Regions from separate parts of the Mus musculus genome. Here all the other regions are linked to region 1. Evidence: chromatin loops called from intact Hi-C (ENCODE). Cell type or tissue: heart. All regions are shown on one strand.

Region 1 (4,000 bases):
TCACTGTGGGGGCAGGGCAGGCTTTGAGGTTTCCTAGACTCAAGCTCCACCCAGTGTGAAACAGTCTCTTCTGCTGCCTGAGAATCAAGGTGTAGAACTCCTGGCTCCTTCTGCACCATGCCTGCCTGGACACAGCCATGCTCCTGCCATGATGATAATAGACTGAACCTCTGAACCTGTAAGCCAGCCCCAATTAAATTTTATACTTTATAAGAGTTGCCTTGACCCGGGCGGTGGTGGCGCACGCCTTTAATCCCAGCACTTGGGAGGCAGAGGCAGGCAGATCTCTGTGGTCTACAGAGTGAGTTCCAGGACAGCCAGGGCTAAAAGAGAAACCCTGTCTCGAAAAAACAAACAAACAAAAAGAGTTGCCTTGGTTGTTGTGTCTGTTCACAACAATGAAACTCAAACTATGACAACAAATGAGCACAGGCTATATAACATGTTGGTCCGGCTAAGAACACATGTATGAACAAGCATGCACAGGCAAAAATGTAGTGGTACTGGGACATGGCATGTTTGCTACAGTCACTTGGCAGCCCCAGGGCATAGCAAATGAACAGGGCTGCCCAGGCTGTGACCTGGCACCACTGAAACGTGGCAAACATGCAGCAGGTACACCTGGGCTGCCACATGGCAGCTCGGTGTCCTGGCAGGCATTTGACAGGTTTGCCCAGGCCACTGCATGGTAGCAATGAAACACAACAGGCATGCAAACAGGCATAGTTAGGCCATCACAGGGCAGAGAAGGGACAGGGCAGGAATACACACAGATTGGGGAGCACTAGAACACAGCTGGAGTATAACAGGTGAGCATATCCCCCATGTGGCAACGCTAAAACATGGCCGCTCGTGAACACAAGATCCTGTGCCACCGCAGGGCAGCACTGAGATCTGGCTCCCGTGAGAACAGGTGAGTCCAGAACACGGCACGACACTACTGGGATGTGGTACACATTTGAACTCCAGTGGCTATTCTGCCACGGGGTGGTGCTGGGACTTGGCAGATGTGTACATAAGGAATTCTTCAACATGGTGGCACGGGGAAACAGCATGCATCCCAACAGGCATTATACTAAGACATGGCATGTGTGACAACAGGCATGCCTAGACCACCCCTTAGTGACCCTAGGACACAGCAGGCAGGCAAGTAGGCTACCCAGGTCACCATGTTGTAGCAATGGGACACAGCAGTCATGCAACATGCTTGCCCAGGGCATCACACTGGTGGCCTAGTAACACAGCAGACATGCAAACACAGCAGGCTATGAAGTGGCAGTGCTGGGACATAGCGGGCTTGCAGCCAGGCATTCCCACACCACCAAGTTGTGGCACAAAGATATAGTAGGTCTTAGTACAGATATACCAAAGCCCCCACATGTTGGCCCTGGGACTCAGCATGCATACAAACGAATGGCAGCATAAGAACACAGAGCGCATGTGAACAGGTGTGCCCAGACAGCCTAGTGGAACACAACACTAGAACACAGCAGGCATTCAAACCTGCATGCCCGGGTTTTGAGACATAGCCAAGTATGTAAACGAACATGTACAGACCACCAGGTGGCAGCACTGAGACACACCAGACATGTGAACAGGTAAACACAGGCCACCAGGTGGCAGCACTGGAACACAACAAACAAGTGACCAGGAATGCCCAGGCCATCACTTGGAGATTCTGGGTCCGTGGAAAGAGTGTCAATAGATGAGCTTGCTACCACGTAGAGGTGCTAGGAGGCAACTTGCAGGTGAACCTGATCCCCTACTTTGCAGTCCTGGAACAGAACATGGTTGTCAAATGCACTGCAACACAGCAGAACTGGTAGGTGAGATTCACGAATGTTTGGGCTTGCCCAGACTTTCACAGGACTGAGACTTGACAGGCTTGTGGACAAAGGTGCCTGTGCCAACACATGGTGTTGCTGGAACACTGCAGACTCCGGAACAAGTATACTCATGACGACCCCTGGTGGCACTGGGAAATGGTATGTGTCCCAACAGGTGACCCTAGGTTGACAATTGGAAGTTTGGGGACACAGCGTAATTAAGAACCGGAGTGACAGGCGGGTGAAATGGCTCAGTGGGTAAGAGCACCCGACTGCTCTTCCGAAGGTCCGGAGTTCAAATCCCAGCAACCACATGGTGGCTCACAACCATCCATAATGAGATCTGACTCCCTCTCTTCTGCAGTGTCTGAAGACAGCTACAGTGTACTTACATATAAATAAATAAATCTTAAAAAAAAAAAAAAAAAAGAACCGGATTGACGACCCCATTACTTGGTGACTCCTGGACAAGGCAGGTGTGTGAAAGTCTATTCTTGCGGTGTCCTGTGGCTGTCCCAGGGCATGGCATGTGTGCAGACAGGCCAGTCTAAACCACTCTTGTGTCCGTGCTAGAACCTGGCCGGTGTGTGAACAGCATGTACAACCCACTAAATGGCAGCACCGGGACACGGAGCATGTGCAAGCAGATGTGGTTAGGCCATCAGGTGGTGGCATGCAGGGAACATGGCAAACATGCAAACAGGCATGCACACAGTACTCCTGGAACATGGAAGGTGTAAAATCAGGTATACCCAGGTCACCAACTTGCAGCACAGGGACATGGCAGACATGAGAACAAGGGAACCCAAGCCATCACAATGCTAGAACACAGTTGTTGTGCAAACAGGAGAAGCTGTGTACTGAGAACTGAAGCGTCAAACTCTGATCCCGTCTGGTTATCACAAAGAATAACTTCACCTCTAAGCTAAGATGTATGGAACTGTCTGGAAAGTCTAAAATTCTTTTTATTTTCCTTAGAGGAATTTAAAGAAATTATTTTGTTTGAAGTGTTTGTAGATTATGCTGTCTTAGACATTACACTGCAGGGCTAATTACTGTCCTCAGAGATGGGATTAATATGCCTTTGTGACTGACCTGGCTCAAGTCCTTGAAGATGTTATCATCTAGATTGGGAAATTCCAGTGTACTGACGTATTCAAAAATAGACACAGATTTGGAAGGCCATACCCAAGACTCTCAAGAAACAGGAAACACATTAGCCTACATTGAAGGAAATTAAGTTATAAAGTTCAGAAATAATTTTAGGGTATGATACCTCTTGTTTTAAAGTCAGATAATTTGGCTTTTAATTTTAGTATTTATTGTGACAGGTGTGTACCATGGCACATCTGTGGAAGCCCAAAGACAACTTGTGGGAGCCGGTTCTCTCCTTCCACCTGCTGGCACCAGAGAGTGAACTTAAGTTCATGGCTTGGCAGCAAGCACCTTTAATTCCCTGAGCCATGTCACCTGCCCACAGCTAGGCATTTGCAACTACAAATACCGAGCCAGCAAAAGATGACTCAGCAGCTAAAGATGCCTGCTACCATGCCTGATAGCCTAACTCCAACTCCTAACTCCAACAGTTGTCCTTGGAATTGCATGTTGTGACATGCATATGCCACACAACACACACAATAAATTAATAAACACCCTAATTAATTAATAGAAATTTAAACTGTGGATCTTACTATTAAATGTGTGGAAACAGGATTCATGTTTGGCTGACGACCATCCTTTCCTACCGTGAGGAGAGGGGAGTAGCCCATAGGGCGCCCAGACATATTTACATGCAAAATACTCATACACACAAATTAGTTAATTTTAAAAAGTAACATGGACAGTGATAGGGAACACACCTGATGTCAACCTCTGGACCCAACATCAGCATATATGTGTTCACATAGACTCATATGTGTATGCATGTGTATTCCTGACAGCCACTCAGCAGCTCACAACTCACAGCTAGCTATAACTCCAGTTCCAGGGGATCTGACACCCTCTTCTGGCCTTGACAGACACATACATGGTGAAGAAACAGACATGTAGGCAGAACATCTGTATACACAAATTAATATATATATGGTAGATATATACACTATATATAAATATACATATACATGCACATATATATAGCTTGTCTGATGTAGTAGGGCACACCTTAATCTAAGCAT
Region 2 (4,000 bases), 500 kb after region 1:
AATTTCCATAATGCAAACTTGCTACCGAGCCAGGTTTGGCGTGTTTGTTGTTTATTGAGTTAATGAATAAACTCACCCTCTGCTTTGATTTTTGGATGCTCTTTTTGCTCACGGCCAGCTTGGCCCCGCCCTCCTGGCAGCTGCTTGTACCATCTGCTACGCCCTCCCGCCCTTAGGTCCATCTATCACCTATCCAGACTCTGGTCTGGGAGGCAACTGTAAGTACCATTAACATTAGACAGTCTGCTTCATTTGAGAGCCACAGACCATGTGGAGACTACATCACACTTCCTTAAGGGTCTTTCTGGTGGATGCTTTTGCTAACCTGCCTGCCATTCATTTGTGCAGGGGCTGCTTGATGGCCTTCCAGCCTAGGCCGGGCTTGATAAGAACAGCTGCAGAGCTGAGAGTTCTAGATAGCAAAGTGTCTGTGGAGGTGTTCAAGGGTGGTGGTGACAGGTGATAATGAGGGTGACAATCGCTGTCCCCAGCTAGTGCCTGACCTGGCAGGGACCCAGACATGGGCCCTTGTCTTTCCCCTTTCAATCTCCCTTGGCTTCTCTTTCTTTCTTCCTCCACTTTTTTTTTTAAGATTTTTTTTTTTTAATGTGCATTGGTGTTTTGCCTGCTTGTAAGTCTGTGTAAGTAAGGCCAGATCCTCTGGAACTGGAGTTACAAGCAGCCACCACGTGGGGGCTGGGAATTGAACCCTGGTCCTCTGGAAGAGCAGCCACTGCTCGTAATGCTGAGCTCTCTCAAGCTCTCTCCCTCCATGTTTACTCCTCAACTCCCCTCCTCTTCTCCCCACCCCCTACAAACTTTATCTTTCTTAACTCCTTAAGATATAAGGCTTCCTTATTGAATACATTTTTTGTGACATTTGCAACAGTGCCTGGGATAAACTTCGGCTACTTATCTTAAACAGAGAAAGAAACAAAGCACTTAGCCTTGAGTTGCCCCTTGTGGGTTCACACCGCAGTTATATCTTCTGCTGTGAGACCCTCACACTCGGCTGCCACCTCACAGTCAACAGTAGGAAACTGACTTTCTGGCACGGTTGATGTCGTCACTAGGCAGCCAAGATTACAAGTGTGACGGGGTCACCTACCTGCTTCTTATGAGAGCAGGGTACGTTTTTACCAAGTAGTCGGAGATGTTCCTGTTCGTGAGGTCTTGTAGGACTTCAGTGCTGCGCTGTGTCCTCTGGGGCAAAGAAACAGGGTCAAGATCTGGGGAATGAGACCTTAGAGTTTGTGAAACTGCTGTTCTTATCCAAAAATTATCATCGACTCGGATGCCAGGAAACACTCAAGGCAGCCCTGACGGCTTTCCAGTTCCTGCATCAGTGATGTGGGGTCACCATTGATCCCCACCCCCTTTTTTCCTCAGTCCATCCATCACCAGAGAGCTTAAATGCAAACTCTCCAACACATTTGTCTTGTCCATGCTGATCCTGTTACCCCAACCTCAGCCACCACCTAGACCTTGCCTAGACCTTTCCAGAACCTTCCATATTGCACCCACGACTCCGCCCTTGAACCTCCACATTCTGTTCTGCACCCACTGTCAGACTGAGTTTTATAGATAAAAATCATCTTCCCTTCATCCCGTGCAACTGCACAGTGCTCATCACTCATGAAACATCGCTTTGTCTCAGTCGACTCAGTGCCCCGACACTCTCCCATGTATGACATCGTCTCTGTGAAGGCAGAGGCCTTCTCTGACTTGTTGGCTTTCATGCCCCCAGTACCCAGCATGCAGCTATCAAATAATATATGATACCCTGCTCTCATAAAAAAATCTAAGAGTGGAAGGTAATCAAGAGATTCGAAGGGAATTCAAGAGTGCTAGATTCTGGCCACCAGGTGGCAATGTCACACAGTGTTAAGTTTCTTGCGTTAGTGGATGTCGTAGGTCAGTCAGTCCAGGACCTTGGGGAAAAGCATCCACTGTGTAGATTGCCACACAGAAGTGGCTGACAGGATTCTAGGTGGTATTAAACCACCATCAAAATGAAGTTATTTTTCCTGTTTTCTAGAGCCCTCCCCTCCCCCATGTGCTCACGCGTTCATCTAATCCTCCACTAGGTCAAGTGGCAGCCCCTGAGTGGCCGCAGTGTGCCGGGGACTGTGGTAGGGGCTCTGCAAGTGTGATCCCACCCCTGCTGCTTTCACAAAAGCCAACTTTACCAAGAAAGGGAAGCTAAGAAAAGTGGACCAGCTTGCGTGTGGCTGGGCTAAGATCAGATCCTGCATCTGACCGTACGTGCGTCTATTACCTGTTTCTCAAATTGGCCTGAGTACCAGGGTAGCAGGCTGCAACAATTGCAGATGCCTGAGAAAGTTTGTGAGGAATTGTTTTCTAAAACGTCTACCAGACATAACATTCCCGCTTTATCTCTGTGTAGAGTAGAAGTCAGGGTTGGGGCGCATCCATATCAAGACCCCGTTGAAGAAATGTTGGAGCAGGAAGGGACATCTGTAGCTCTGACTCTCAGAGTCATTGCCTCTCTCACTTTTCCTTCACCTCCTCTGGACTAGCTCTTTCCTTCTGCTCTTACTCCTGGCTAAGAGGGAAGGTGCTAAACGAGGGTGAGTGGATGCGAACACATGTATATCTATGTGTACATATGTGTATAAGCATGTGCATGCACTTTTTTGTACAGGAGAGGTGTCTATTACAGAGATGGGACATTCAGTTTTGCTCAGGAGATGTGACTGCTAATGAGGAAAGGCAGGGGTGACATACACTTGCAGACTTGCTCTGCCTCTTCTAGGACTTCGAGCATCTTCCTAAGGACCATAGGCCAAAGGTGCTCTGAAGGTAAGTTTCTAAGTGAGACAGGCAGCTGTGAGGTTAGAATTCATTTAGGAAATGAATTCCTGTGCATGGAGGTCTGATGGTTTCCTTTCTCAGCCCAGATCCTAGGGAGTCAGGGATATCTGCAATGTGGCAATGTAGCTGTCACCCAAAGGGACAATCTATTGCCTGAGCAATATAAAGAGCAGGATTGACCCAGGACCCCTTCCTTATGAGCCAGCAGCTGTGATACATGCTATGGTAAATTTAGTTGTCTCATTATGTCTTCTTCCTGATGCTATTGTTGTGGCTTTCCCCACGGGCACAGACTATGCAGAAATCAGGTGACAGCCCCCAGTCTCTGTTGATGATGGGTGCTGTCTGTGACAGCTAAGTGGAAGGGTTATGCAGTCACTCTGGAAGTCTTCCCTGCACACACCTGAACCATCTGCTGCGTCTTTTTCTTCATTCCATCTACTCTACTGCCTAACAAGATCATTTCCCACACTCTACCTGGAGAGTTGGAGACCTGTGGGGCTCAGGACAACAGAAAAGAACTTCATAGCCACCCATGTTAACTTTCACACAGCTGAGAGGCAACCTGCATCCTGGCTCAGCCACGGTTAGGTTAGGATTGCCATCATTTGAGCTGCCTCTAGTCCTACATAGTTCATGACCACATTATTTTTTTGAATTCTCATGATAATGCTATAATTAGGTGTTGCTCTTCTCAACACCAGGAAAGAAAATGAAGAAGGCTTAGAGGCTAAGAAACAAACCATGCTTCCCTAACTCCCATGCCTGAACCCTTCTCTTACAACACATGGACTCTGGGAATCATCCACTCATTGAGAAATAATAAGAGAAACCATCCAAGGCAGGCTCTGTACAAGTAACCAATCAGAGAAAAAGCCAGGCTCTCCTGCCCTTGAAGGCACTCCCTAAAGCCTCCATGGGGATTTGTCTATAGCATAGAGCTCTAAACAAAGCACTGCTCAGGTATCATCAATACCACTCTTGAAAATGATAAGTTGCTGGCTGTGTGTGTTCATGTGTGTTATGTACATAATCCTTAGGCACATAGCTTATTTCCCATCCTTCCTGCCCTATTCCACCCTAGCCCTCCTCTCTTCTCTTTGGAAAGCACAACTCCTTGGCTGCTCCAGCTGGGCCAGAACTCCGAAGATCTCCACAGATAGCG
Region 3 (4,000 bases), 340 kb after region 1:
GATGAACATCATTAGTGATATGACTTCTCCTTCCTCAGCCTACAACCTCCCTCCAGTACAACGCAAAAGGCTACAATTACTCTAAGACATGGAGGGGCAACAAGGAGAATGATCAGATTAATTCTGAGATTTGGGAGTGGAATCTTGATACCTGCTTAATATGGATTTAGAGCTAGGAAGAGAAGCCCTAGTAAAATAATGAGTTTTAACACCTAACCCGGAAGCCATTTGCTGTGCTTCTCTGTGCTCTTTTGTCTGACCTTGCTAGTTTCCAATGCCCCTTCGGGAGAACAAGGAGAGTACTTGTCTCCATCAGTGGTCCAGAGGCAGTATATCATCGCCAATGAACTGTATTCCTGGAACAATTATTACTAATTGAAATCTTTTCCCAGGGACCAGTAAGGCACTCTGGCTTATCTGGGTACGATGCTTGTCTAGTATGAAAGATCTAGGTCAGTCTGGGCCTTTGTCCAACCTCTTGGCAGCAAAAATGGGGTATAACATCTCACTGGCCCTCTGACTACGCTACTCAGCTTCCCACTGCCTATTGCATCAGGCCGACAATCTGAATCAAGCCTGCTCCAGCTCCTCTGCCAAGCCTGGCCTGCACTCCTGTCTGCCCAGATTATCCTCCTAGCCTCCCCTCCCCCACCCCATACCTCCATGAGGATTCGTTCACCTCCATTTTTCTGCTCTGCTCTCTCCTCCCCGCCCCCTCTGATATCTGAATTACTTTAAAAGTGTGTGTGTGTGTGTGTGTGTGTGTGTGTGTGTGTGTGGTGTGGTGTCAGGGACTAGAAGACAACTTTCAGAAGTCAGTTTTCTCCTTCCAGCCTGCGGGTCTTGGGCACTGAACTTGGATCCGCAGGCTTGGCAGCAGGAGCAGGTACAAGCTAAGAGTTCTCGCTGGCTCAATGTCTACATTTCTTCACCTTTGAAATTTTTATTCTCTTTCCTTTAGTCACATCTTGATGCTTAGTATGGTTTAGTTACTTGCCTGGCTGAAACTCAGCACTTAAATATTTTAGGAAAAAAGTTCCAACTCTTAAATGTTGCTCCAGGTTTTCTCTGCCAAGACACTTGTCTTCAAAAGTCCTCTGGGGTGGTCTACACCCTTGTTTATGGCTGTAGTTGAACAACTGAAAACAATTAGCTGTTCAAACTTCGGGAAAACCTTGAATTTGAATTCCAGTGTTTTCAGGCAGAGGAGATAAGTGGTAGCAGGCTTGATACGCGCTGTGTAGGGCAGGGCAGGGAGACTGGGAGTTGCAACAAGCTTAACTGAGGCTGTGTCTGAACCCTGTTTCTCCAGGACCTGAGAGTTCTGGCTTTCTCGATTGACAGATGACTGCTAACAACAATATCAAAAGCCAGCTGTCACATTTACATTGTGCCAGCACTGAGGTAAATTCCTGCAAGCACTAGTCCTCACAGTACTGTGATGGTTTCTCAGACCAGGAAAAGAAGGCTCAGAATCAAGTCTTGAAAACAAGAGGCAGAGCCAAGACTTGAACATCAGTTCATGACCTCAAACTCCTACCACATATTATATAGTAGTCTGTGCTTATTATTTGGGGATTCAGGCTAAAAGATACTTTGCTCTCAGAGATACCCAATTACAATTTTCTACTTTTCATACATTACCTTATATATGAAATCTATATTTACATTATATTTATATTGCTTCATATCCATAGGCTACATACCTCTCAGGGAATGTGCAGTCCTTGATGATAAATTTATACTTTACCTCTCACAGTAGGCCTGTGCCATACCAAATATTCACCAATGGTACCCTCTAGAGTAAAGCAAAGCTAATAAAAGTTGCTAGCAACACAGCTCTTTAGAGATTCAGGAGAATGCAGACATGCATCCAAGGGCACCTAGAACAATGTAGCAACTTGGAGCTAATCCTGCCAGACAAACGCAGCCCCTAACGCTGTGTATTGGGTTTGAACACCCAAACAGGGTATTGTTGCTGAGTCACAGTTGTCTTGGGGGGTGGCAACTCTAGGGAAGAGCAGAGCCCTCTGTAGGAGGCGACTGTAGCCCATGCTCTGGCTCCCTCTGCTGACAGGGAGAGGTTGCTTTTTGTCCTAGCAGGAGTTCTTGGTTCAGATGTATAATTGCTGTCTATTCTATATTCCCAGTCAGCTCTTAGTTTATAACGGAGAGCAAAACCCCATTAAATTATTCTCTTCATATAGCAACCCAGTACACGTCCTCATTCTTTTTCTAGGATAATACACCTGCCCCTGGAAAAGAGACTCTATAAACCGCTTGTTGGCTGAGAAGCACCACGTTATCTGCCGTACATCCAGCCGTAGGACCTTGTCTTAAATGCTTCACACAAGCATGGTTCCCCCATAATCTCTGCTAATGCTGTCTCAGTCTTGCTGCTCATAGATGAGAATGTTTAGGTCTCAACCAGCGGAAGGCATGAACTATCTCCAACTCTTTAGTTCATTATGATTACCTGCACATCTCTCCTTAGCATATGCTTTATTGTTCCTTCCTTAGAACTTGGAGTATGAGTCACAATCGCTAAGCACGTCCACGACGCCGCAGAATTGGAGATTTTGCACCAACGCTTCCAGGTAAAATTTCTTTGTATTGTTTTCACAGCGAGCATTGAGTGTCTCTTTCCCTACGCGAGCCGTAAACAAGTATTAAGAACCACTGGAGCCCTTGAGATGTCACCAGCGAGTAACATATTGCAGCCTTCAGTAAAGATACTGTTTATAAAGAGCTGGTTTTAATGTATTGTTCTATTTCAAGGGGTATTGGCCATTTTAAGAGGCATAACAATGTTTAAGACCCTTGTTGTTAAGGAAAGTGCTCTTATGGAATGAAATAGGCCTGGCATCAGACAGAACTCTGTCACTGTAGAGGCAAGTCACCAGCAGTGTCATTTCATGCTCTTGGTGGGTATGCCAAGAACGCCAGGCCAATCACTTTCTTTGGGCCCTATTTCAGAGTTGTGTTTGCAAGGAGCAATTCTGAGATGAGGTAATGTCTCCCGACAGAACAAAGAACAGGCTTGCTTGCCGCTCACCATAAAACATAGTAGTTTCTGAGCTCAGCAATCCTCGCCTGTAATGAAAACCATTTTGTGTGCAAGCATGCATCTGGGGCCCATATGCCTTGTTCCTCAGAGAATCCGAGTTCAGGGAACTCATAAACATGCTGCCCCTCTGGCTACTGCTTTTGTCGTCAATAGTCCACACGTGTTCTGTCAATATCGATAAAGCCGTGAAAGATAATGTAATCAGCCTGCAAGGTAGAATAAAGTCTGACTCTTTATAGTTTGCCTCACTAGCTGGGGTACTCCTATGTGTGTGATTTAACTTACTGTAGCTGCGGTTTTCCCTTCGATAATGGGGACGCTGATACTTACCCCTTAATATAAAAATGCCCTTCCCCACTGAGAATTTCCTCTCCCCCTTTAGCGAACCGTGCGAGGCAAAGACCCTATCCTTTGATGGCCAATTCTGCCTGGCAGAGACCACCCGGTGGGCACAGACGGAAGCTGGTTTGGTGCAGAGGTGTCAGCGTCAGGTCGCACCACGCGAGTCCTAAGAAGGCGGGGTCGAGAGAGCCGCACGCTGATTGGAGCCGGAGCCTGGGCTTTTGTCTGGCAGCGGCCGTTGCCTAGCAACTGGGCTTTTATTATTTAGCTAGTTCTCTTCCCTCGGGCTTCGGGGTCGCCCTGATGGAGATGGGGAGGGGATTAGGGAACCGAAGACCCACTCCCTCCCACGCCGCCGCTCAGATTCGCGGCGACCCCGCCCTTCTGAGCAAAGAAATGCGGGGTCCAGCGCTGGCACCGGGCGGGTGGGGGATGTGGGGACCCCGCCATCACGCTCGGCCGCGCGCCCTGCAGCCGAGGCGCTCGCACCCGCGCGATCCCCACCCGCGCCGTCCGCCTCCAGAGGCCGCCCACTCGGACGCGCGTGGGGCGCGCGCGGGCATCGGCGGCTGCGCGGCTCGGCCGCTCCTC
Region 4 (4,000 bases), 130 kb after region 1:
AAAAAAAAACAGCTTTAAATGATTCTCAGTCCCTGGGGGAATGGCTTATTTAACTAACACGACTTTTCCACAATGGTTCAATGTCAGCTGGGAGGAAGCTGGGGGTCACTTTCTATCTCTATGTACAGATTAGCTGCACAGGTCAGAGGTGGCGGTCATCCCTATCTTCCTGGCTGGGCTTGGGGAACACCCACAGGTGATCTCTAACTGCTGAGTTAGAAGCAAAAGTGGCCGGTACAGTCAACTGGGAGGCACAGCGCACAACCAGCCAGGGAAAGGTAGAGGGTGACTTGGAGGCACTTTCTCCCACACTCCCTCTGTCCGGTCTGATTAACTGGGGATCGGTCTAACTACAGGCGGCGGTAGACTGTATTCTGTTGACAGAGGAAGAGATACGCTCTACCAGCCAGGCTGTGATAAACAGGTCCTCCGGAAGCATAGCCCAGTGTCACACAAACCGGAAGATCTTCCCTATGTTTGGAAACAAACAATCAAAACCTTCCAGCAACCACTCAAAGATAAGTAGCAAATTACTAAAGGAAATGACTTTGGAGAAACGTTGGTGGACGTTAGAGGCGTGTCCACCATGATCAACAATCAACCCATCAGATTGTTCCGGGAGTCCAGTGTGGCTAGATAGGTGGGAAGCAGAGTGCCTGAAAATACACACCTTTGCCCAGGGCCCCAGGCTGCCAGGCAGGCAGCAGGTGGCAGTGGGCCAAAGCTGACGTGGGAAAGTCACTGAAGGGCAGCAGGGTAGGGTGACTAGCCCATTAAGGCCACACTGGTCATGGTGAGGTCGCCCTTCCCCCACCTGAAGTGTGTTGGTCGCTTCCTGTGGGAAACTATCCCAGAGCCTCTACATTCCAAAGGCCAATCAGAAGAGCATCTCCCAGACCCTTCCTCGCCTCCCTGCCTGCCCCTAAGTCTGACTTTTGCCTCCCCTGCAGAGAAAAACAGCTCCCAGGAATACCAGCGCTTGCTGTGAGAGTAAACACGGTCCACTTCCTGCACCCTCACTCAACAGCGTCTATGCTTCCAGACCAAGGAAGGGAGCCCCAGAGAGGTTGAAGGTGTCTGCCTAGGGTTGCACAGCTAACCACATGGGAACCAGCATGGAGCCACAGGTTCTGAGTCAGTTGCTGACTAATACATACCAGGCAACAGCTACAGTTTATGTTACTTACATAGTCCTGTATTTCATAAGGCGTTTGCAGTAAAGAAATTATAGTTTATATTTTCTCTTGGCCCAGACAGGAAAGCAGAGAGGCGAATGGACACGCTTACTTATATGAGACACCAGGAGCCGGGGGAGCCAGGGCAATAGAGGGGTCCAGGCTACATCTCAGCTTTCCTCCCCAGCAATTGGCCCTGAAAAGGTGTCTCGTCTCTGGAAGCTAAGTCCTATGCAAATACTGAGCTCCCTTCTCAGCCTTGCCTGTCTATTCTCTGAACACTTCAGCCCAGGAGGCACAGGAGTCCAGTTTCCTCCCTCTACGCTTCCAGTCCTTCAAACCCCATCTGTTTCCCTCCAAGCCAATCCTTTTCCGCAGGGCCAGTCCCTAGCCTCAGCACTGACCCCTGCTGGATGCTGACACACAGCATGTCCACAGTCCCTGCCCTCCCCTTAGTATACTGCCTAGGTGGGCTTTTTCCTCTAACCCTGAAGACCTCAGAAATCGACCCCACCTCCCCCTTCCAGCCTGGGCCCTTGCTGAAGCCTATGCTGGCTCCCCTGCTTCCGTCTCTCCCCACTCTGTGCCTAATGCTACCCAGTTCTGCTTCAGGATCTGCTGTTCACTGTGCCAAACTTTTGTAGCCGGGCAGAAAGCCTCCACCATCAGCGTTGGTGGGGTGCGGTCGGGTTCCTCCTAACCCCATCCCTCCCTTACACAGACCCTCTACTTTAGCCTGGCCAATCAACCCTCCAGGCTCCTCTGGCCCTTGAACGTCTCACATTAAGTCCCTGGAACCCCCTCTTCTTTGCAGTGTCCCCCACATATCCCCTGCTCAGACCCTGTTGTTGTTTTTGTTGTTGTTTTAGTTTTAGAAATGGGGAATCTCATTTTGTAGTCAAGGATGGCTTTGAACTTGGGGCACTCGCCCCATTTTAGCCTCAAAGCACTGAAATTACTCACACGCATCCCGCATCTAGCTCCACCACTTGATTTTGATGCTCTTTAAGTGGGGGTTAATCATGCACACTCGTGACCACTATCCACTGACGGTGAGTGTTCTAAAACCCTCTCCTCCCCTTCGCCTAAGCGAGGCCCCAGCACTCCACAGACCTACCTGAGGAGGTTTCCTCGGGGCAGGCTGTGTTCCCGAGCCTGGATGCTGCTGCCTGTGGTGAGGCTCAGCCTCTTCACCACGTCTGGCCTTCCCTCAGCCAGGCTGCCCTCCCGGCCTCGGCCCGGGGAGGTGCCATAACGCTCCTCCAGACACCAGAGGGGCACTGTCCTATTGATGGGCTGGAAGATGATGGCACCACTCTGTTGGGAGATGGGCCGCCGGTTGCCCACGTAGCAGCGGACCAGCCCCGGGATGGAGTCAAAGCTCTCCATCTCGAATTGGTACTGCACACGGCTGTAGGCCTCGCTGAGCCGCAGGACAGTCCGGTTGATCTTAAAGTGCTGAGCGAGGTTCTTCCACTGACAGGTCAGGACAAAGTTTCCGGGGCTCGACAGGGAGTCGCGAACCAGGAAGTCCCCATCCCGCTGCACAAGGTTTTCAGACACCTGTAGTCAAAATGGTGAATGAGGAGCAGGAAAGGCAAACATATTCACTCAAGAACTTCCAGAAGGCAGTGCTGCTATGTCTGCTGTGTGCGCATGTGCGCGAATGTGTGCGAATGTGTGCGCATGCGTGCAGAGACCAGAGGAGTCTTTCCTTAGGCACAATCGGTCTCCCACAACCCAGGTATCTGCCTCTCTCTGCCTCTCCACTCCATGTATTACCACACCTGGCTCTCCTGATTTTTGTTTTTGTTTTGTTTTTAATGAGGGTTCTGGGGATCGAACCCATATCCTTGTCCTTGCAAGATGACTATTTTACCAACCGGGCCATCTCCTATCACTCCCTTTTTTTAGTCACGTCTTTAGTTTGTTTGTTAAATGACACACTCAAGGACTGTATCCTAGCTGGGTATGGCTCTGCACACGGGTGATCAATGTGCTCAGGAAACTAAGACAGGAGGACTGTAAGTCTGAAGTCAGCCTGGAATACATAATTCATTTGAGGTCATCCCCCTCTCAAATGCAAAACAAAACACCCAAACTATTTATGGACCATCTTCTACATGCCCAGCACTACTGCAGACTCAGGAGACACAGCAATGACTAAGTGTGCTTCCTCGGGGGCTTTGTGGTGTGTGTGTGTGTGTGTGTGTGTGTGTGTGCGCGCGTGCGTGTGTGTATTTGGTATAGCACTCTCGGGACAGACGGCTGCAAGTATGGTGAGTCTGAATATTGTGAAGCTAAGGAAAGAAAAACTTTGGAAGGGAGATGGGCTATTTGGAAGGGTTATTGTTCAAATGAGGGTGGCCAGGAAGATGTCCCAAGAAGAGGACATTTACACAGACTTAGAGAATGTAAAACAGCGGACGAAATGAAGTTGTATGCTCATTGGGTCTGATTTTTTTTTTCCAAAGGGAAGAGGAAGAGGCTATCTGGGTCTGGGTCCCCTAATCATCCTCCTCAGATTTCCGTTTACAGAGCAGGATGAACCCAGGGATGGCATGGTGGATTCTGGACAAGCTAGGAGGCTAGGAAAAAAAAAATACAAAGACATTTGAGGTTTCCTCACCCCACAAAGTTATTGTAAAGATAATCCATTTGCATATGAGAAATAGGCAAAGCACGAGGAGTACAATGCCTGTAATGCAGTGGACAGCCCCACAGGTAGCCACTATGGTGCTGATGTTGCCAGCCATCCAGTACATCATGCTGGAGCCTGACCACCTAGGTTTGTATTCTGCCCCAGCTGTGTGACTAGACAAATT
Region 5 (4,000 bases), 72 kb after region 1:
ACTAGAGATACTTATCCAGTAAGTGGGGTTTGGAGAATAAGGAAACAGTTATCTTGGGAAACTATTTGCTTGAGAGGAGAGAACTAAGATTGTGGTTTTTGAATGTTTTAATGGACTGGATTTCTCTGGCCCTCCTTTTTTTAACATATGAATACAGAAGAGCAATGACTACTTTATAGGAAGTATTTCTTCTAACTCAGTAGTCCAGTAATTCTGTACGCTTCTAACTGCAGAAGAAAAAGAAAACCTTATAGAACAGACTTAGAAAACATACTGCATACTGTTTACTTAAAATTCCCTAAGGTCCTTTATAATGTGGATTTTTTAAAAGGTTCTGTTATACATAAACAAGGTGTCCACATAGACACTATAGTCTTGTTTACTTGATATGCTCGATTGAAAGACTTTGCAGTATAAGATGAACTTTTTAAATGTTCAGGTTTCCAAGTGATTGGCTCTTAGCTAGCATTTTTTTTTTTTTTTTTACAATAGATAACTGTAGTCTTTAAGAATTGTGCTGAAGAAAGTTTTGTGTGTGTGTGTGTGTGTGTGTGTATTTAATATGTCTAGTTGTGCTTGTCAGAAAGGCTTGAAGACTGAAAATGTACAAGTTCATGCAAGATACTGTGGTGTTTCTTCATACTATGCAAATCTTTGGCATTTTGAAAGCTCGTGCATATATTTGCTATGTTTTTATGTTTTCCTGTTAAAGTGAATATTTAAAACTTAGATTCTATTTTTATTTAAGTGTCAATGATTTTTAATCACCAATGCTGATTTAGACTTCGCAGGTATATTAATACTCTGTTTTCATTTTCTTTGTAATTGGTTTCACCAGGACTTTAAGGGAGGATTTTTAGTTATTAAAATTTAGTCAGTGGCATCTTTAGTATCTGACATCTAATAAGTATGCGAGAGAGTGTCTATTTTCATTTGCACAGAATAACATACTCCTATACTCAGGAGGTGCTGGTTCCTCTAGAAATGGGTGCTGACATAAATCTGTTTACAATATGTGCTGACTCGCCTTTAGAACAATTGGCAGTTATTAAGAAAAGTTACAAAGGTTACAAAGTAAGACAGAACCATTACAAAAGTTAGGTATTTCAAATAATGTATTTTTTTCAGTCATGAACAATATTGTGAAAAAGTAAATTCAACCCTAGTCAGCCCTTTACTTTTCCTGGTCCCTCTATGTTCATAAGTAGATATGACATGGCTTTTATTTTTTGTGGAGCCTGGAGTCCAGTGAAAGAGACCAGCGTTATTTATATTTAATATGTAGAAGCAAATATAGCACCCTATTTCCTAATTCTTTTTCTTTTTAGTCAAAACAAAATTATAGAAACCTAATGTGTCCGAAATAGTTAAAGGGAGCTCTAACAAATGGGAAATGAGGAACGTGAAACAATTGAAGGAAGAAGTTAGAAGAAGTCACTACTCCCAGGATGAACAGTGACATTTAAAAGGAGGGCAAAAGAGAGTAGCCCATGAGGTAGATCTTGACAGAGTGGTCAGAACTTAAGGAGATTAATGTTAGATGCGCCATGTTGCAGTCAGGAGGCACCAGGTGACAACTTACAGTTTCCTAAGAGCAGAGCTCAGAAACAGCAGCTCCCTAGTCAGTCGTGGAGTGGCTTCTCTAGTGCCCCATGTCCTCTGTGCTTGCTTCATCGCAGTGTGCTGTTTCCTATTCTTCAGCGTGGCTGCACCCAGGGGCAAGGAAAGAGGAACATTTCTTTCTCACTGTTCTTTTTTAATCAAGGACATAAAACTGGCAGAAGACCCCAGCAGACTTCCTCCTAGGTGCCTTTGATGAGCCCATGGCAGGAGACAGGGACAGCAAACCACAGCAATTAACAGCCTCTGTATTGAAAGCAGGTTCTGCTGTGGAAGAAGAGGGAATAGATGTCATTTTCTATATTGTATAATTATACATGGGGAAAGGAATATTTTTAATTCATTTGTACTTGTGATTGCTTCACTGTTCCAAGAAAAGTGTATGTTTTTCTACAAATAAGATACATAATATAAAACACCTGTTTGTTACTATTCTCAATTTGTGTCAACCCATAGCCACTGGACCGCAGTGGGATTGTGTAAATACAAAATACTCAAGTCTTCTGCTTCCTTTTTCTGAGTAATTCTCAGAACACAGATCATAAAGCATTTTCCAGGCACAGACTTAATAGAGGCTTTCTCTGGGGATTCTTACAAACTCGAGTCACAGAGACGGGGAATTACACAGGGTTTTTCCAAGGAAACTACCTGGCTGCTTCACTCCAGAGAGAAAGACCAGGGTTAGCCAGCCCCACCTAGAGTGTACTTAATGGAAGTTTAAAATAAGAACATACAAACAAGGATTCCTAGACAGTGAAAGAAAATATCAGTCCAGAGACCACAATAATATATAGAAGAAAAAACAACTTAGAAGAAACAGCAACTATGAAAGGATAAAGAGATTAAAAAAAAGAATATCCAAAAATGGTATTAATTTTCTCTGTGGAATAGAGGAAATGCTATATCCATGGAAATAAAGGTAGCTACTATTAAAATTGAGGGTGTAAATAAGAAAAGAACTTCATATAGGGAGAAATAAGAAGTCCATGAGAAAAAGACAAAATTGAAGACATCTTTCAGAAAGTAAAAGTAACAGAGGTTAGAAATACAAAACAACATAATAAAATTAGAAATTTTCAAATTTTCAAAATAACCATGCTAGATTTAAAAAAAGATGGATAAAAGTAAGTCAAGGAAAACAATGCCTTCAAATGTAAAGTCATGAATTTCTGGAGGAAAGAATTTGCCAGCTTCCAGTGCTGTGAGCTATCAACACTTATCCTCATGAGAGCTGGCAAGGTGGCTGTGAGCCGGTAGCTGGCGGTGGAAGGAGCTGGCTGGCTCCTGCACGTGCACCCCTGACCTCTGAGGACACACCCTTCGATGGATATGTAAACAATGCTGTGACCTCTCTTAAAGAGCCGTGTGCACGGCCTCTCTAAACTCTTAGGAGAGGTTCCAGATTCCTAGGAGAGAAACAGAGTTAGTCACAGCAGCAAAGCAAGGCAATAACAAAATAAACATGTCGTTTACAATGAATCAGGGATTAGAGCAGGATTGAGTGTATCTCAGCCTACTTATACACAAACCAGAAAAACATAGAGTAGTACTTTTACATTTCTGAAGGAAACTGTTTCCAACCTTATACTCAGCCACTTAAAAGTGGTGGTAAAGGGCTGTCCCAGTGGCGTGGAGTTCAGAAAGCATAGACATGGTGGCCGAGGATGGGATGGGATGGGTGGTAACAATAAAAACATTTCTCACCTCAAAAATGATATTTTACAAACCTTCTTGAAAGCTACTGTTGAATGTGGTCCTGCAGAATGATAGTGAGCCTAGTGTATCCAGATAGCAGAGGTGCAAAGATTATAGGAAAGGGAAGCCCCAAGAAAACAGCTATAGACTGGGATAGCTGGTATGAGTTCAAACTTATACACATCAGAAACCATTAGGAGAAAATGAAATCAGAGAACAAAGTTGATAGATTTAAATAATGTGGGTTGAATTAGCAGTAAGTGTTTATTGAAAATTAAACTTGTGTGCATGTGTATATATTATATCTCAGTTGTAAATAGCTTTTAAATTTTAGCTTTTAAATTTTTTTTTATGAATGAAAAAATTTCCTACATGTTTTCATGTGCACATGTGTGTGCCTAGTGCACTTAGAGGGCAGAAAGGGGTGTCAGAACAGGAGTTACTAAACCACAAGTCAATCTTGTGGATACAGAGACCCAACCCAGGTCCTCTACAAGAGCTGCAAGTACTCTTAACTGCTGAGCTATCATAAATAGCTTTTGTAAAGTAATAGTAATTTGAATTAGATAAAACTCGGATGTGGTGACACATGTACCCTAGCACTCTGAGGCTGAGGCAGGAAGGTTAAATGTTCAAGCATAGGTTGAACTACACAAGTGAATTCCAGCCCAATTTGGACCACATA
Region 6 (4,000 bases), 160 kb after region 1:
TTGTGTATCACAGTAAATGTGTAATATGTACAAGTCTGATCTCAGCAACCTCTTGGCAGCCACACATCTGGGGAGTGCATCTAGAAAGGCCATGGCGGTCACCCACATCTCTCTACCTCATTTCCTAGTGTGTGATGTTCCCAAGGGCCAGAATTTCTGCTGAGAATTCTACCAGTGTCTCGTTTAGCACACTAGGAGGGGGGCATCATTATCACCATGGTCTGGGCAGCAAGCAGTAGTTCTTAGAATGAGTAATGAGAGCAAGCCAGAACCTGCTTTATCTGATGTGCTAACAGAAGCATCACACCTGACTGCCAGGACCAGAACACTCTAATCTAAAGCAAATCCAGGAGGCAGACCTCCCCTCATCCAGTGACAGATAGTCCAGCAGCACAGGTTGAGGGTTCATCCGCAATGTCAGGGATACTGGACAACATATAACAGTCAGGGAAGTGTAGCTCATAGATTGGGGATGCTGAGAACAGAATCTCTGGACCAGGAGGCAGCAAGCCTCAGGTGTTGAGCACAAGCCAGGAACACCTCTCTGTGTATAGACCTCCTGTGCCCTTGGTGGGGAAAGGCCGGATCCGAAGGCTCTCTGTGAGAGACTGCATTGATCGGCAGCCAATGTCTTCACTTCCTTGATGGCTGCCAAGTACAACGATGTCTTCAGAAGTGACATCTAAAAGGTCAATATTTTCTTTACTTGGTGCCTAGGGTGAGGACAATGGGTTGTTTTTGCCAGTGTTCAAAGGCTAGTAGAATGCCACCAACCCCCACCCTGTCCCTGTGCACCTTACGGCACTCCTTCCAAAGTAAGTGGGAGGGCTGGGTGGAGGAAGGGGGAGGTACCAGGGTGAGCAGCAGGAATGGGTCTGGAGAGTCTGGATCATTATCTGGAACACTGTGTCTTAGGGCTGGGTCACTTGCGATAACAGATGTAGAAATCTTTCCAAGGCCACACAGGTGATAATCAGGTGATACACAGCTCTCCCAAGGGCCCACTTCTATCTCCTCTGTCACAGTGGCCACCACGAAACTATCCAGCCCATAAATAAACCAAAGAGAGTGAAACTGCAGAGAGCTGTGTACAGGTTTTAAGAAGATGGAAAAGGGTATGGGGAGGAATATCTGCAGAGTTTAGCAGTCATGTGTCAACACAGTATATGTGTATCCCAAGAAGACAGAGATAATTAGAAAAATAGCCTACTATGATCCTAAAACATTTATGGGGAAAAGTGTAAATACCAGATGGTGGTGTTGGAAATATGATCATAACAAATTCAAGAGACTAGTGAGAACGAAACCGTCTTTTAATATATAATGCTGCAGACAGGGAGACACAGCAGAGAAAGGGCAGAGACGACTGGTACGTTGATTTGGCATAAGAGGGCATCTTTAGAAGTTCCCTGACTAGGAGAACTTCCTGTCCTTTTCTCCCATTGGCTGGACTGACGAATAAGCCTGCCCCTTTTCTGATGTGGGCTCAGTCACTTAGCAGACTTCCTGTAACCTTACAACTCTCAGAGCTGGCAGCCCTAGAGAGTGGGGGTGGGGGAGTGTCTCCTGCCTCCTGCTTATCAGTGACTGCTTGTTGACAGCGGACCTAACAACCTAATTCAGTGCTTCTCAATAGCTCAGTTACTAGATAGCATGTGTCTTCACCCTTGCGAGCTGGATGTGTAATCCAGTCAGAGTACTGGACAGTGAGCTGTCTGAGGGTGAACATATGACCAACCTGAGATGAACCTGAGAGCTTCCCTGGGATTTTTCAAACTGGAATTGAGGAGGAAGCTCTCCTTTTCCTTTTGAATGGGAAGACCGGAAGGCTAGGCTTCCACTGTGTGATCCGTGCACAAAGCTGACCTGAGAAAACACAGCTTCTGCGCTGAGAGAGGCAGACACAAGAGACTAGCAGCCCTGGGGTGTTCTACTTCCCAGAAGGAGCAGCAGCAAAGACTGCTCCACCCGGGCCCTTCCCAGAAGGAAGTTTACTACTTTGTATCAACAGGTTAAGTTTACAGGATCGCTTATCCTGAGATTCAAATTTGAGATTAACCCAATCACCGGACCCTTTATCAAGCTTGGGAGTAAAGGAGATGGAACAGTGTGTCCTTAAAACTTGTTTTCCTAAAATGTTTTCTTAAAATGTCAATGACAATGAAGTTGAGCTTAAGTTCAAGGTGTTGGCTAGCACACCGTGTTGGGCACACCGCTGCAGGCTTGTGTGCCATCTCTGCGTCTGAGAGACGCTAAAAAGGAGCCGACACGGGCTGACGCTGCATGAAGCCATGTATATGATTTTCCCGGTTAATAACAGGGCTCTTCGCTGGTGCGTCAGCAGCAGGTGGAAATGAACGGTCTTCCTCAGTCTACTCCAGGGACTTACATGTGGAAGAACTGAGTTGTCCTGAGTTTTCTGGGATAGAGAAGACATGGTTTGCCTTTAGGGAGGAGAAGGAGATTGGAACTAGGATGTTCTGTGTCACTGAGTAGGAGTGTGACCTTTGAGCCATGCACAGCACCCTCCCAGCCTAGGCGCAACTGTGAACCAACATCTTACAACTTCCCCTTAGCAGGCCCTGGCATGATCTACTATCTTAAAACTTCTTGAGGACATTTTTAAATTTATTTATTTTTATTATATATAAGTACACTGTAGCTGTCTTCAGACACTCCAGAAGAGGGAGTCAGACCTCATTACGGATGGTTGTGAGCCACCATCACAACCATCACAAGCTGGGATTTGAACTCTGGACCTTCGGAAGAGCAGTCGGGTGCTCTTACCCACTGAGCCATCTCACCAGCCCCCTGAGGGCATTTCTTAAAGGCCGTTTGGCTATTGGACCAGATTCAGAGATCTTGCAAAGCCACCCACTTCCAGAAGCCAGGAGCCCCTCTGGTGGTCAAACCTAAGAGGAAAACTTGAAGGCATGAAATTGACACCATCTCCACACACATTCAGATCCCCCTTAGATGTGTTCTGCAGCTGGGGTTTCAGGGCTTGGAAGCCCCGGTTTTCAGTCGTCAGGGCCTTTGGGGAGTTCCTTCTCCCTCCCACGGCTTTCCTTATGCCCAGCTCCGAGCTCCAGCTTCCACCCTGCCTCCCGGGTACAGCTGTTAGAATGACTTTGAAACCATCTCTTCTTCATAGTCACCACAACATTCAGCGTGACGACGTCTAAATATAATAGGGGCCCAGGAAACGCTGAGCGCTGTGTAGAGATTCTCAAACTGAAGTCCACAAACACCTTGGCAGATGGATGTATAAGAATCGTGCACATGTATTTCTGGAGATGTGGTTTTTATTCATCTTAGATGTAGAAAAGTAGGGAACCTATCCTCTGCTCCCCAAATAGTCACCCACACAGGCATGAGAAATGGCACAATACCCACCCCCAACACACACACACACACAAAATGAGCCAGCTTTGCCATCCTCTGTTTGGATTAGAACTTGTGACAGAGCTGTTAACTTGATACATTCTAAAATCACCTGGGATGAAAGTCAGGATTAACGAGGTTTGGCAACATTGGGTTGCTCTGAGACATGTATGTCTCTGGGAGTCTCTCTTCCATTTTTCGAGTTTTATTATTTATTTTTATTTCATGAGTGTGGGTGTCCTGTCTGGATGTATGTTACGTATATGTGCCGCATGCATGTAGTGATCACAGCAGTCCAAAGACGATGCAAGATCCCCTGGATCTGGAGTTAAGGCTGTTGCGAGCCGCTGTGTGAGTGGTGGGAACTGAACCTGAGTCTCTGCCAAGGGCAGCAATCACTCTTCACCGCTGAGCCATCTCTCCATCCCTGGAGGGGACTGTCTTCATTAAATTAATTGAGGTGGGAGGCCCAGCCCACTGTGGACAGGACCACGCCTTGGATTTGGGTCCTGTATTGTATAAGAGTAGAGAGAAAGTGGGCATGTGTGCATTTTTTTATCCTTTATCTGTTCTTGGACATGTTGTGACCAGCTGCCTCAAATTCTTGCCTTGATTT
Region 7 (4,000 bases), 750 kb after region 1:
AATTAGATTGTTCATGCACTTAAGCTGCTCACAAGCACTTTTCTTTTTATGGTCTATCAATAAACAGAAGAGGGAAGCTACCATCTTGGAAGAAGCCTGGCAGTTCTCACTAGCAGGGCACGGACACAAGCCTGAAAGCTCATTTTCTACACGAGTCTGAAAACTGCCCAGCATCCTGGAACCACTTTCGCAGGGCGAGCCGAGAAGCTCCGTGGGTCCCGTGTGCACCTTCTGTGGTCACGGCCAGTTGAAATCCGGGGGGGGGGGGGGGGGGGGGAGTGCCTAACCTGTTTTCAACATGGTCCTCTGCGGAACTCTCTGCAGTATAAACAGCCAAGGTTTTGGATGGTCCGTTGGGTTAGTTCCCGGTGTGATTAAGACTCCCCGTACTTGGCATTTCTAAGCTATCTAGTTGATTGCTTGTTCCTCCATTTACTTGTCGAGTGACCTTGAAAACGGTTTAACTTCTCAAATTCTCCATTTACCTATCTGTCAAATAAAGGTAAGAGACACAAACCCGTAGAGTTATTTGAGAAGTACACGTGTCACGGGGCTTCCTCTCCCCTCCGCTTGCTTTCTTTTCTCTTCCCCTTCCCCCTAGATTTCCTAGCAAATTTGGAAGAGATGAAACCGGGCTCTTTCAAACTTCAAAGTCACCCTTAAATTTATTCTTTCCGTAAATGCAGATGTGAAGGCTGGCAGGTGTTGATCGGTTGGGAGAGTGCTCGCCTACTGGGCATGAAGCTCTGCATCTGGGCCCCAGCTTGGTGGAAACTGGTCACCATGCCTTATGATCGGGGACTCTCAAGAGGTGGAAGGAAGCAGGGGAGTGAGACGTCCAAGGTCATCCTTGGCTACAGAGTGAGCCAAGATACATAGAGAGATAGCTATTAATAGATGGATAGATAAATGCGTACCAACAAATGTGACCAAGTGCGGGTTGAAAAGAAATTCCGAGGAATTCTTACTATTTGAATGGATTTGTAGTGGAACACTTGAAAGACTATGAATTCCTTTCTCCTCTGTTGTTCTCCCCAACCCCCGGCCGTGTGTGTGTGTGTGTGTGTGTGTGTGTGTGTGTGTGTGTGTGTGTGTAGTGTAGTAGTGTCTAAGAGGAGGTTTCCCCATACTGCCCAGGCTAGGCCTGAACTCTAAGTTTCTTTTCCCAAATGCCTGTCATGAGCCACCATACCTGGCTTCATGATCCCCACAGCTCTGCACACTTGGTGCGTTGAGTGGCTCTCAGCCTGAGTGTTCTCTGGGAGGAGGTTTGGGTGAGTGTTCGCTGCAGGCCAGCAGGCTGCTGAGGCTCCACCTCACAGCATTAGCCTCAGGGTGGGAAACAATGGGCGTAAAGGTTTGCTGATTGATCTAAGTCACTTATTTGTAATTTAGTATGTAAAGATCCTGCTGTGAGCTTTCCTTTGAATGTAGCCAGCCCAGGACTTAAAGGAAGCTTCTCTGCTTCATTCACTTCCGTTTGACCTCTCCACTGCTCAGGTGCAATGGAAAAGAAGCCACAGCCAGGAAAGACAGATTTCTTCATGACCACCCCTTAACACAAGGTTTCTTTAAAGCACATGCCAAGAATCCCATTTTTTCCCCCTACAAGGTGGGCTGTTAATACTCCACTGGTGTACTGTCATCATATCTTTGTTCAATCGTTAAAAAAAAAATACATATGTTTATCCTGGGGTGCAGGGCACGTTTGTGTCACAGGACACTGTTGGTTGTCAGAGGGTAACTGTGTGAGTTGATTCTCTCCTTCTCTTTTGTGTCTAGATCAAATGCAGGGTTGTCGGGCTTACAGGGCTGCTGGCTCAACCTGCGGAACCATCTTACCGGCCCTTTCTGTCCATCTTTACTGAGTTAATAAAAGCAGAAAACTGTTCTCTCTAATGCCTATGATTAGTTGTAGAAAAGGAAAAAAGTGATTTGATCTAGGTTTCAACGGAAATGTTTACAGTTGACCTTATGAACTGCTCATGCTAAATGGAGTAGCTGTAGTGTTTTTAGTATCCTTAAAAGGAAAACAACAACAAAACAACAATAACAAAAACCTGCGATGGAATGGCTCGCTTATGTGTTCAAAAGGAATCCTTTGGCGCCATCTTGTGGATATTTTGGTGTAACGCACGAGACCAAACTCGGTGGTTTCGTTAAAGTCTTAAAAGAAATCTTCCAGCGCCCTCTTCTGGCACATTGCAGAACAGCGAGAAAAAACGCAGCGCCCACAAAAATCTTAAACCAGGGCAGCCCAACACCTGCCCTGTGTCCTTGATTGATTGATTCATTCATTCATTCATTCATTTTGGATTTTCGAGACAAGGTTTCTCTGTGTAGCCCTGGCTGTCCTGGAACTCACTCTGTAGACCAGGCTGGCCTCGAACTCAGAAACCCTCCTGCCTCTGCCTCCCAAGTGCTGGGATTAAAGGCGTGTGCCACCTTGGCAGGATTTCTCAACCCTGACACTATTGACATGCGAGGCCTGATGGTTCTTGTTTCTGGGGACTCTCATGTGCACTAACCAGTAATTAACAGTATGCCTCCGTAACACTCAAAAAATGCCCCCTCCCCTCCCCAGTCCACAGAGACTGAACCCCCAACCAAAGAGCAAGTGGGTCCTCTAATAATTGGGGCAGGGGTCTGTCTCTGACTTGGACTCTGTCACCTGCCTTTGGATCTCTTTCCCCTAACTCGGCTGCCATCTCTGACCTCAGTGGAAGATGTGTTTAGTCCTAAAGTGACTTAATGTGCCAGGGTGGGTTGGTACAGGGAGTGGGGCTCCCTTTTTCTAGAAGGGGAATGGGAGAAGTGGGAGGGAGGGTGGGACTAGGAGGAGAGGAAGGAAGGGGGCTGGAATCGGAATGTAACATGAATAAACAAACAAACAAACAAATGCCCCCTCCCCCATTGCTAGATGGATGCAAGGCAGAGGACAATGGGGAAGCCTGAGAAAGGGTACACACCGTGAAACAGTTGGATAAAGAGCAAGTTAAAGTAATGTTAGAATTTATATAGCTTTCACTTTCCTTATTGTTCTAAAATGGGGTGTGTGTGTGTGTGTGTGTCCAAACATGAAAAGCTGTCTTTACAAAGTTACAGGATCACTGCCTAGAAAGTGCCACAAACCCACCTGCTGACACACCTCTCCAGCTAGGAGCATGCCGCTCACAACCACTCTGATTCCTGTACAAAAATCTATCCTGAGTGTCCCTGGCTTTTATGGTTGCACCAAGAAATATGAGTGTCCCCAGGAAATTAAGACACTTCTTCTTATGCCTTTCAGCCCCATCTAAAAATGTCTCCTGCTCTTCTCTAAGTTTCTTCTCAGTGTTTGGTGTTACCTCAGTATTTCTACCTTTTCTTTTGAGATCCATCATCTTCTAAAAGCCTTCAACAGTACCCTCACCAGGGCTGATGTGGAATCCTGTTATAACAATACAACCTGTGTGGTTCATATTTTATCTCCCTTGGCTGTCCCTTCTACTCAATTCCCCCTTTGTCATTACCAATAATAGTTCATTTATTGCATGTTTCCCAGTCATCTAATATATATCCCAGGCACAGTTTTAAATGCCAGGGATAGAAAGTTGACCCCTCCCCCAGACCCTCCTTATGTAGTCCAGTAGTAAGACCAGAGAAATTATAATGTGTTCTGTACAGCAAGTGATAGAATGAGAGGGTTAGTGAGTGTATAAGGGAGTCTGAAAGAGGAACTAGGTGGGAGGAGAGTTTGAAGTAAAGGTTACAATTAATCTGGGTTAATTAATTGAAAGATGAATAAGAGTTTGCCAGGCAATGAAATGGCGACAAAAACCCTGTGCAGTTGAGAGTCCTTTCTCTCCCCAGCCCTTACAATCCTTGCATAGCCTCCACCTCAGCATCATCACACACAGCCTCTACCTCAGCACCATCACACACAGCCTCCACCTCAGCATCATCACACACAGCCTTCACCTCAGCACCATCACACACAGCCTCTACCTCAGCACCATCA

The links. Peaks named below come from ENCODE experiments on the same cell type or tissue, not always from the same donor. Only the 100,000 strongest peaks of a DNase experiment are listed, where the experiment ranks them.
Region 2: a loop joins it to region 1, with 2.6 times the contacts of the local background. A loop is called at or near these places in 2 of 42 quality-filtered maps.
Region 3: it touches region 1 in a loop (9-fold over the local background); 23 of 42 quality-filtered maps call a loop at or near these places.
Region 4: it touches region 1 in a loop (10-fold over the local background); 18 of 42 quality-filtered maps call a loop at or near these places.
Region 5: it touches region 1 in a loop (3-fold over the local background); 4 of 42 quality-filtered maps call a loop at or near these places.
Region 6: it touches region 1 in a loop (4-fold over the local background); 16 of 42 quality-filtered maps call a loop at or near these places.
Region 7: a loop joins it to region 1, with 25 times the contacts of the local background. A loop is called at or near these places in 16 of 42 quality-filtered maps.

The regions. Positions count from the first base shown.
Region 1 is chr3:122,636,433-122,640,432 of GRCm38, reverse strand. No RefSeq gene overlaps it. Among named protein-coding and RNA genes, the nearest start is that of Gm43568, 8.7 kb to the right of the region's middle. In heart, a CTCF peak has its summit at 1,583 (motif pointing right); a DNase peak (open chromatin) is centred at 1,612; H3K4me3 peaks cover 287 bases.
Region 2 is chr3:122,138,894-122,142,893 of GRCm38, reverse strand. It overlaps Abca4 (ATP-binding cassette, sub-family A (ABC1), member 4), which reads right to left. Exons shown (of 50, transcript NM_007378.1): 31 at 1,109-1,203. Among named protein-coding and RNA genes, the nearest start is that of Gm40138, 14 kb to the right of the region's middle. In heart, CTCF peaks have their summits at 683 and 1,857 (motif pointing right); DNase peaks (open chromatin) are centred at 433 and 1,893; H3K27ac peaks cover 2,369 bases; H3K27me3 peaks cover 905 bases.
Region 3 is chr3:122,293,733-122,297,732 of GRCm38, reverse strand. It overlaps Gm40190. Among named protein-coding and RNA genes, the nearest start is that of Mir760, 2.0 kb to the right of the region's middle. In heart, a CTCF peak has its summit at 2,088 (motif pointing left); a DNase peak (open chromatin) is centred at 3,622; H3K4me3 peaks cover 948 bases; H3K27ac peaks cover 1,054 bases.
Region 4 is chr3:122,506,864-122,510,863 of GRCm38, reverse strand. Bcar3 (breast cancer anti-estrogen resistance 3) reads right to left here. Exons shown (of 12, transcript NM_013867.3): 5 at 2,293-2,738. Among named protein-coding and RNA genes, the nearest start is that of Gm34349, 29 kb to the right of the region's middle. In heart, a CTCF peak has its summit at 1,587 (motif pointing left); DNase peaks (open chromatin) are centred at 213, 763 and 1,583; H3K27ac peaks cover 1,650 bases.
Region 5 is chr3:122,564,413-122,568,412 of GRCm38, reverse strand. All of the region lies in intron 5 of Fnbp1l (formin binding protein 1-like), which reads left to right. Among named protein-coding and RNA genes, the nearest start is that of Mir7657, 25 kb to the right of the region's middle. In heart, no CTCF peak of the experiment used is centred here; a DNase peak (open chromatin) is centred at 1,682; H3K27ac peaks cover 355 bases.
Region 6 is chr3:122,471,790-122,475,789 of GRCm38, reverse strand. The region is part of intron 3 of Bcar3 (breast cancer anti-estrogen resistance 3); the gene reads right to left. Among named protein-coding and RNA genes, the nearest start is that of Gm34349, 6.4 kb to the left of the region's middle. In heart, no CTCF peak of the experiment used is centred here; DNase peaks (open chromatin) are centred at 759 and 1,519; H3K4me3 peaks cover 779 bases; H3K27ac peaks cover 238 bases; H3K27me3 peaks cover 2,743 bases.
Region 7 is chr3:121,883,244-121,887,243 of GRCm38, reverse strand. No RefSeq gene overlaps it. Among named protein-coding and RNA genes, the nearest start is that of Gm34050, 18 kb to the left of the region's middle. In heart, no CTCF peak of the experiment used is centred here; DNase peaks (open chromatin) are centred at 1,233 and 2,163; H3K4me3 peaks cover 443 bases; H3K27ac peaks cover 1,837 bases.